2 separate regions of the Mus musculus genome follow, and region 1 is linked to region 2. Evidence: chromatin loops called from intact Hi-C (ENCODE). Cell type or tissue: left cerebral cortex. All regions are shown on one strand.

What was found. Hi-C counts contacts between places; a loop is a spot of excess contacts. Peaks named below come from ENCODE experiments on the same cell type or tissue, not always from the same donor. Only the 100,000 strongest peaks of a DNase experiment are listed, where the experiment ranks them.
Region 1: a loop joins it to region 2, with 5 times the contacts of the local background. A loop is called at or near these places in 2 of 42 quality-filtered maps.

The regions. Positions count from the first base shown.
Region 1 is chr3:119,946,646-119,951,645 of GRCm38, forward strand. No RefSeq gene overlaps it. Among named protein-coding and RNA genes, the nearest start is that of Ptbp2, 170 kb to the left of the region's middle. In left cerebral cortex, no CTCF peak of the experiment used is centred here; DNase peaks (open chromatin) are centred at 2,598, 3,210, 3,636 and 4,252; H3K4me3 peaks cover 295 bases; H3K27ac peaks cover 459 bases.
Region 2 is chr3:121,102,471-121,107,470 of GRCm38, forward strand. No RefSeq gene overlaps it. Among named protein-coding and RNA genes, the nearest start is that of Rwdd3, 67 kb to the right of the region's middle. In left cerebral cortex, a CTCF peak has its summit at 2,562 (motif pointing left); DNase peaks (open chromatin) are centred at 300, 529 and 2,545; H3K4me3 peaks cover 1,374 bases; H3K27ac peaks cover 1,932 bases.

The sequences.
Region 1 (5,000 bases), 1.2 Mb before region 2:
CACGTCTCCACCAAATATGGACTTATTTACGCCACCAGCTCTGCATCCGGCAGGTGCCATCTTTCAGGTGCAGCTCGGGCAGCCCAAGTTGGGGGAGGCCACAGCCTCCCACAAGTGGTGATATGGGAAAAACTTTTATGGGTCACAGTTAAAGAAAGCAGGGCTCCTCCAGGTCTCCCCCCCCCCAAAGGATTAAGATTCTGTTCTCTTGACTTGAATTTACAGCTATGAACAAAGTCAGATGTGAGCAGGGGTCAGGATGTGAGCAGGGGTCAGCAGAGAGAAGGTAATAGATTAACTAATAAAGTGATGCCTGGAAATAGGCAAGGTCTGCTCATGTGTTTTCTCTTTTTCCAGGCCCAGGATGACATAATCCGGAGAGTGTCTTTCTCACAAAGGCATAAAGCATCTTGTGGCTGGTTTGAGGGCACTACTTCTAGGAAAGGGAAGGTTTGTGGATCTTTCAGTCTTTCGTTGGAGGCACTCGATCTTCTCTGTGAATCTGCACCATATTTGCATAATAAAGAAAGCCAGTGGTGGCAATCCATTGTTTCTAACTGACCATATGCTGGATTTCATTGGCTGCTCCCATTGCCTAAGGAGTCCATTTGGTATTCACTCAGATGGTGGTAGCAAGCCTATTGGCATGGAAGAATGATCATACTGTTCAACGGTGCAGAGCTAATGAGCAAGCTCATAGCTCAAGCTCTGGGTTATTCACCCATTATCAGTTACAGTCAACACTAGCACAGCCTGAGGCCTAACAACCACTTACAAGGTATGATTATCCAAGCAGTGAAATCAGTAGGGCTACTCCGTTCACGCTTAACTGCCCTCCCTACCCCCACTGGACTTTTAACTCTTTGAAAACTAGTAATGTGCTTTGTTTATCATTGTTTTATAGGAGAATAGCTCAATTCATGGTCCAAGTAAGTAAATGATAAATGATGATTGATGGAATAACAAGATTTTCCCATTCTCTGGATCTTTTCTTCCCATCCTCTTCCTCCCTCTGCTTTGTACTCGGCATTTCTGCTCTCAGAGCAAGCTGAAGGGTCAGGTTAAGTGTGTATTAGCTTCAGTGAAACCCAAAGTCTCCCATCATGGACTGTACAGGGATTTTAGTAGGTACGATAGTCTAGCCATTCGGGACAGGAGTAAAGATATTCAGAATAGGAGCAGCAAAGGACAGATAAATGTTGTTCTTGGAAAGTACCAGGGCCATCGTCGATACCAAAGGCACAATGATTATGGTTTAAAAATGTTAAGAGTTTGTGTCTGACTCAGATGCTAATATAATGCAGCTTGAACTCCAAAAGAGGATTTGTTCCTTTGTTCCCTTTTGATTATTGGAACCCCTCGAAATGGCAGGCACTGCCTCACCCATTGATAATGTGGAGTAAGGCAAGATCTTTGTCAATGAGTCTGCAGGTCTAGCTGTGACATGTATGTAAATAGTTGCACTGCGTTAACAAGTCAGTGTCTCAAAGGGACAAGAACATCACAAAGTAGAATTTATCATTTACTTTTTGACCCCCTTCCCCTTCCGTCTTCTGAGGCAAATGCTGGGTGAAGGCCACACCTCTTAGGTGGTCATGACGCTTTGGCTCTATCCTCTCTTACAGTTGAGTCACCAAGGAGGGCAGTCATTGGAGATCTTTTACGAGGTGAGGTGGGCCATCCTATTGACAAGTGAGTACTGTCTAAAGCACTTGTTTTTATGAACTTCATTCAACGACCCCCAAACCTTTAACTGGTCAAGCTTTGGTGAGTTCCTGAGATTAAGGATTTAGCAAAACATCTAGGGACAAACAACAAAAGGAAAGATCCTTAGGGATGAATAAGAAGAAAGCAATGTACATAGTCAATGAGACAGTCGTTCCTCCTAAAAATTCTGTAAGTGGGCCTTCCCTGACATGATGGGCTCAGGACAGAACCTTGTCCAACAGTCCCTTTTGCTTATCCATTGTCTTCTTTTCCCTTCACACACCTTTATTAAAAAAGAAAATCCCACCTCCCAAGGTTTGTGGAATGGAATGAAACCCTGGAGGCAGTCAGTGTCTCTAGAAGGCAGAGAGCTGGCTCCTCAGGCGGGTGTCCTGGTTGTTATTAGGTGTGTCTTGTCTCCACCTCCATCCCCCTCCTTCAGGCTTCATCTTTCTTTTCTAGCACAATGAGGATTTAAGAGAGACAGGACAAGAATCCCCTCCTAAGGCTGGGTGGCCAGAAAAAAGTTTTAGGCTTTTATTTTACTTTGTATTTGTTTGTATGTTTGTTTATTTTGGTTTGGTTTTTGCCTTTTCCCATGGAGGACATTAATGGAAAGTGATGCGAGATTTTAGATCTTTGGAGCTTTGCCTCATTAGAGAAGCTCCAGCATTCTCTCCAAGTTCCGGCACTTCTGGCTTCCATCACTTGCACAAACACTGAGAACAAACAAGCCCCCTGCCCCGCCCCCAAATCCATCTCTGCTAGCAGCTCGCAAGCATCTCCTTCTCTCTCCCAGGGCTTTCTCCTAGGACTGAAGATTTATCTTGGCCTTACTTCAGACATTCCCCTCTGCTCTTCCACGGGCTGCGTTCTTCTCCAATGTTTCCTCCCTGCCTCCCTTGGTACTCATTAATTAACTGCTCCTCGCTGTGTGACTAAACGAGAGCCGAGAGCTGTTGTGTTTGGCTATAGAGAGGATTATGACATTTTGCAAACATGAGCGCGCGCGCGCGTGCGCGCATACACACACACACACACACACACACACACACACACACAGACACACACACAGACACACACAGGGGCGGGAGGAAGACGCTGAGGAAAGATCTTGGGTAATATAGGCAAAGGAGATAAACTTACAGGGGAGAAAAAAAAACACCTCTTAAAACCTGTTGAAGCAAGTAACCAAAACAGAAAGAAGAGGGGTGGGGGGACGGGTTGATTATTTGGTGACATTTACTTATTCCGACATGATATTTTAAAAGGCAAATACAGAAGCAGGAACTTGCTATTTAATTGAGGTTCAGGTATTTCAAAGCCTGCTTATCTCTCCAGCCCGTCCGGTGTTTCCATGGTGCCCCCTTTCCGCTTCTATTAGTCTGGAACGTGGGTAGCAAGCTGAGGAACAGTTTTAATGAGTAAATCCTTTTCTACACCAAATTTTATAGATAATTAAATCTGATTTATGGGGCAGGCTTCCGAGACAGTAAGAGAGGGAGGGAAGGAAGGAGAAAGGGGGAGGGGGCCAATTATTTGAGCTCTGAGTGGGCCCCGCTTTGTGTGTGTAGCCTTCCCAGCAGGCACCCTGCTTGGCAGGGTTGGCAAGGCGGTTTGAAAGCATAATGAGCTTCAGGGATGGGCCTGGCCATTTTTTTTTTTTTTTTTTTTTTTTGGTTTGTTTGTTTGTTTGGGGATTTGCTGATTTGGTTTTCATTTTTAGGCAAGGAAGTTCTCTGGTCCCAGTAATAGAACCTTATCTTTATTCTGCACTCTCTCGGTTTTCTTCAAGTTATGTCTAAAGCAAAGCACCTAGGCCCAGGAGTTTCCACATGCGAAACAATATGTCTTAAGCATTGGCTCTGTAGCAGAACAATTCTAGAAGCTGGAGATGCAGCCCTCAGCTATGAAGGCTGTTCAGACATCTGTGTGGGTGTGGTGTGAAGTAGATTCACTCAGTGGAAAAATATACCAACAAAGGGAAGTCTAAAACAGAAAATAGAAAGGATGGGTAGGTGGGAACTGCATCCACCATTTCCCATAGTTTATCATATACCATGTAGTATATAGAGGCAGGTTTGGTTCTAAGGACCATTGTCTATGACCACTTGTAGCTTAAAAGCAACCAAGCCAGTAATGGTTTCTGATGTGCAATGCCCAGGGCAGTGCCTGGACCACAGCCATGTGTATTAATTGACCTTGAAATGCTGTGTGAAGTGGTTGTTTGGTTACTGTCTCATTCCTCGTGACCTTACAGGTCTCTGGTAGCTATTCTACATTTTGATTTGCATCCGTCAATAAAACGAAGATGACACTGGTTTGAGTCACCTGTCCTGTACTACTGGGGATTGTTGCACCCATCAGCACACACAAGACTTTATCAATCAAGCCTCCTAGTTTGACTCCATTTTGAAGGAATATGTTCAACATGGGGCTTTAAAAAGCCAAGATCATTGCCACCATCAGCCACTATTATCACTGTCAATTATCATGAGTGACACATGTGTCGGATACTTTACATAAAAATTTAAAACACAATTAGTGCTGTGAATAAGACACTAAATGGCACACTGCCAAGTTGTGCCCAAATGCTTCGCTTCCATGACAACACTAAGAGAGAACACACAGGCCTGTGGAAAGTGTGTACCTTACTTTTCTTTCGATTTATCTTGTTTCCTGACTGATAAATATCAGCAAGTAATTTTTAAAAAAACTAGAAAGACATACAGAAAATGAAAGTTTAATCCTTAGACCCAACTGCTAACACCTGGCTACTGCTTTCTTGTGTCTGTGTACTATCATGGATGAAGATCTAGTGCTGGACTAGCATAGCTTGGTTTCTCAATCATGCGGTCCATTTTCTTTTCATGTCTACACACACAAGTCTACCTCTATATTTTAAAAACTTTACTGTATTAGCCGTATGGTTGAACAATAGCTCAATCAATTTGTATTTAATATTTGTGTTAGGGATTTAGGGTTAGTTCTTGTGGATGTTTATTAAAATGAACTATATTAACAAACCAGATTTTGCAGTTTTATTCTTTTTATTTTAATGTCAAAACTAATATGTATATACACACACACAGGCAATATATTCACCACATATAATATGTACATGTGCAATCCCCAAGTCATTGGCTTATTTCCTTTCCAATCGTAAAATAAATAAAATCACTCCTTTAGAAACCACACTTGGATAGGCTATGTTATGTAAAGATATGCAAGTGAGGATGGTAGCTATTAGCAAAACTGACTTAAAAAGTACTGCAAATTTTTAAAAAAAGTCT
Region 2 (5,000 bases):
CAATATTCATCTTGTTACCCATCTCATTATGAGATGTGTTTGCTCTCTACCTCTAGCGAGGACAGGTCTGATCTGCTGAACTGTTTGTTCCTGCGAACAATATTTTCATATCCTGCTTCCTTTTTAAAAAAAAAAATCTAGTGATATAAATACATTTTTCCCAAATAACCCTTCTCTAACTCCAAAACATCACAGAGCGTACTCCTTCAGCCTCTGTAACACGTGCGTTATCTGTGCATGCCTGAGCCACACGGTAACCACTTTGTGTGCTCTCCCACCCAGGGAAAGATACAACTGAGGAGAAAGGATGCCGAGAGGTTGCTTCGGTTTTTCTTTACAACGCACTACTAAATTACAGTAGCCTTTCCATCCCAGCCGAGAGGAAATATAATTTCCAACTAAAGTTGAGCCCAGATTCTGTTAAATTAAATAGCGAAGAGAAAATAGTTCTTGGCTTTCCTGCTCTTTGGTAGGATGCAGGGCAGGGGAGAATTGACATCAGCCAGTGCGAGATGATTAACCTGCAGTTTAGGTTGCGTTTCTAGGTGACTCGCCCATCATGCCGGGGAAAGCATCTCTGAAGCCGGCGCCTGCAACTTGCCTGCTTGAAGAAGCGCAGGTCTATCAGGACCCACAGTCGGGTCTGAGAAAGCTGTCATTTCGTGTGTCTAAAATAGCTTCTGATGTGATGTACAAGATGTCAAGAAGGGAAGGACAATAAAATAAAAGCCAAAGGAGGAGAACTATTTCAATTAAGAAGCATTTCTAGACCGATCCTTGGAAATCACATAAAATAAGAGCTGCCAGGATCAATCTGTGCTTAAAAGGTTGATTTTTGAGGCACTTACGTACAACAACCACGCAGGCCGGGAAGGGGGCAGGGTGGGTGGAGGGGATACAAATTATTCACAGGGCATGCTGAACTTTAAAAACTCGTTTCTCACAAGAAAGATATTTGGTTATTAAATTTGCCTAATGGATCTAGGGGAAATGTTCACGTGACAGGTTGGCAAGGGAAAGAATGAAACGCTCACACAGGAAAAAAAATATGACACATTTAATCTCCAGACCTATAAGACTGAGTTTCCCGAATTTCTAAGAATTTAAACTTTAATTACAGATAATTAAAATCCCTATATAAATTCTGGGGATTTCCTTTGATTGCAGCAATTTTTCCAATGATTTTTGGATGCTGTTTTTAGAGAAAGATAAATAGTCCAAGAACTGCCCTATCACCCCAGTAATCAAATATGCTAAAGGTGAATTGAAGGGGAAAAATCCTTATGAAATTTGAGGCAACCTTTGAGCCAAGAGTATAACACTATTAAATAGAGACATAAGAATTCTTTAAAAAAAAAAATAAATAAAACTCTGAATGTGGCTTCCATGCAAAATGTCACTTTCATTTTCGTTGGATTTTTCCCTCTCAAATGTATTTTATTTTAATTGTCAGATAAAACTGTATTATATACAGCATGTTTTAGAGAATATAGATTTATATATATATCCAATGTGAAATGTTTAAATCTGGCCAATTAGCACACACCCATTTGTTTTGTGAACTACACTGTTTGAGAAACAAATAGTAAACCTTCAATTTGCTAGTATTTGTATTTCATGCTTTGTACTGAGAGGGGTATGGGGCAGGGAAAAGGTTAGTTCACTTGCTCTTCAGCTACCTGACTTTAACTGCTTTCAAAGTGTGACCCTTTCTGTGTTCTTCTTCTGGGACTTTTTCTCTTAAAAAAAAAAAAAAAATCAAGTTTTTCTGAAGGGGAAACACTTTTTAAAATTCATCTGTTCGTCACCAAATCAAGACTTTGCCTGACGCACATCTTCCATAAACAATAAAGAGAAGCAGCCTGAGAGCTCCCTCCAATCAGAAGGAGAAAACTAAAATCAGCAGGGCCATGATTTCCTTAATATACTTAAAAGAGATAAAAACCCCATTGATGCTTCTAAAAATAAAAAGGAGGGAAGGGCTACTTTATTGATTCCCTGCAAACCAACGAACGTGTACCTTATTGATAACACTAAACACCATCTAAGCCTTTGGTGATTTTCAGCCGAAAGTCTGCTCCTGAATGAAGGCTTAAATCATTGTATTAATATATTAGAGGGAAAATTACCATGGGAGACACTTGGAAATTAATTAAAAACCCTGCACTCAGTTTGTTTGTGAGAGGAGATAAATATCACACACGGGGAAAGATGCCTGACAACCACCATAGCTTTCAGATCCCAAATTAGCCCCTGACAGCTATGTCTTTGTAGGAGTCTCCTTGGGGTACGATAAGCAGAGCTGTGTGGAATATGAAGATTCCTGATAGAAGTATTTATTACTGACACTTCCGAAACATTCCATGTGTGGCATCAGCAAAGCATGCCTCACCTCAGACAGAAATGTCAGCTTCGCATCCAAGATTTTTTTTTCCACCCACCCCCCGCCCCCCTCCCCACAACCAGCCCCATGCCTCCCTCCACATTCACCGCTTCCCACCTTCCGCTCCCAACTACGGTCTTTTTCAGAAGTTCAACAGCACCCCCTGCTGGAACTTGGGGGCTGCTTCAGCCTGTACACACTGGAGAGGCTCCATCGAGTCAGCAAAATGAAAGTGTATGTACAGCGGACCAGCTTCCCGCGAGGCAGGGACCACAGCACCATCCCGTTGTACAAAATCAGAGCTTCATAATGGCAATTTCGGCCGGTGTCAGGAGCTAAAGTCTTGAAAATATGTATACATTCTAAACAACAAACATCTAGCAAAGCTCTCATTCATTTTACGCGTGAAGACCAATAAATAACTGCTCTGTAATAATGACTGCTGCTGCGGAGTGGTTAAAAGGAAGAGACTTCACACGGGGAGATGAGGGGTGGGGTGGCTAGAGAACCACTATTTTATCTTGCTTACGTTGTTATAGACTCAACTCTGTCACTTAACATAATAAGCCGCATAAAGTGACAAAGGAGGAATCTCTCTGGGTCAGAGCTCCAAAAACACACCAGTCACTGTCCCGCCTCATCTAGCTAGCGAGCAAGGTATAATACAACAGCCCCAAATGTTTGTCAGAGAGGCAGTGGCTGTCCTTTCTCCCACCGTGTGAGCAGCCTTAGGTTGTCCAAAGGCTGGAGAAAATACTGCACTTTGTAAGCCTCACCCAGAATTAAGTGTGCACTCCAAAAAGGAGTCAGGCCAAGGGACTCAAGTCGAGCTCTGCTTTCTCTGATGTCAGCTTTTTCTTAGCAGGCCGGCAGGGGGGTTGCTAGGCTCTGTGCCTTTGGAGCAGGATCACCCAGAAGGTGCTCTGTCCGTGATATACTTATCTTGCTGCTAGGCAAGAAACAGATAACATCATCATGGGGAAGACTGCTTTACTGAGGGATTCCCAAGTCTGCCAGCATCAGGAAACAGGGTATTCACCACACCAGGCGCCCGTGTTAGGACAAAGGAGCAACCTCAGAATGAGTAAATGTCCAAATCAAGTTGTATTTTTATTTTTATCTCATTTTTTTCTTTTCTTTCTTTCTGTTTTTGCTTTTGTTTGATTGGTTGGTTGTTCTTTTGGTTGGCTGGTTGGTTGGCTAGTTGGGTTTTGGGTTGGCTTTGGTTTGGGGTTTGGGTTTTTTTATTTGGGGGGTTTTTTTGGTTTGTTTGTTTGTTTGTTTGTTTTATTTTTGTACGGGAGTTATTTGTTTGTTTTTCAAGACAGGATTTCTCTGTGTAGCCTTAGCTACGGGTTGTCCTGAAACTCACCCTGTAGACCAGGCTGGCCTGGAACTCACAAGGAGAAAGAACTAGAATACATGAGCTTACTCAGCAGTAAGTCTCAGAAGCTGAAAACATTCTAGACCTAGACTAGATTGTACAGAGCCTAGAAGCTTCCAGGGCTAGGCCTACATTACAAAATGGAGACAGTTAACATCAGAGACAGCACTTACTACATGAGAATAGTGAAAGTATTTTCACTTTTACACCTAGCAAAGTGGGGCCTTTATCTTAGCCAAGGGTCATCACAGGCTTTCTACAGAGATTAAAGAAATGTTATAAATTAGAGCTACAAATGATGGCTTAGGTCTGTAATTCCAGCACTTTGAAAGCTGAGGCAAAAGAGAGCTACAGAGGAAAATCACCATGGCCCAAGAAATGAAAATATAAAACTACATGATACAAGTTGACCACCCTGAATCTAAAAATTCACAAGCCAAACTGCTCTGAAATCTGAGAGGTGTTGAGCACCAACAAGACTCGAATCGGATTTTAAAGCAGCTTGGGTTCGGGCGCTTTTCAGATTAGTCATACCTAACTAGGAGAATCTATACAAATATTACAAAATCCAAAAACAAACTCCAAAATCTCAAAGACTTCTGGTCCCAAGCACATAGGATAAAAGACACTCAAAGAACTGTATGCCAAAGAGCCAGAGGCGGCTTGATCTCTCTGGAACAGAGGTGGAGGCTGGGAAGTTGGATGAGGCTCCCATGGGAGAGCACTCGCTGCTGTCCAGGGGAGACTGGGCTAGTTCTAGGAACCCTGGGAGACACTATGCAGAGGAGTGGAGTGACATATCCAGGAGGAACAGACACAGCTTGTGGTACTGCCCAAAGCAGGAAAGGAGAGCCTGAGCTCTGGGACTGAAAACAAGGCTGGCTGCTAAGTTTCTGAGAAGAACTGGTGGCTTATTGGATGTGGACCATGAGTGAGGAGGGTTTGGCAGTTACCAAGCTCAAAGTTCAGGAGAGCGCACAGATTGTGGCAGGGCTGAGTTGGAGACAAGGACCAAGGACAAGTCTGCTTGAGGGACAAGATGACACTCATAAGATGTGCTTCCGAAAAGATGTCCTCAAGTGTCCTCCACAGGCCTCCAGACAGATCCTTGTAACACTGATTATTAACACTGTCCTTGGCGGTCACAGCTGGAAAGGGACCTAACAGATCATTAAGGCCAAGCACTTTAAAAGCTCTGCTGTAGGGACCACAGGGTGGCAAAGCAAACTAGAG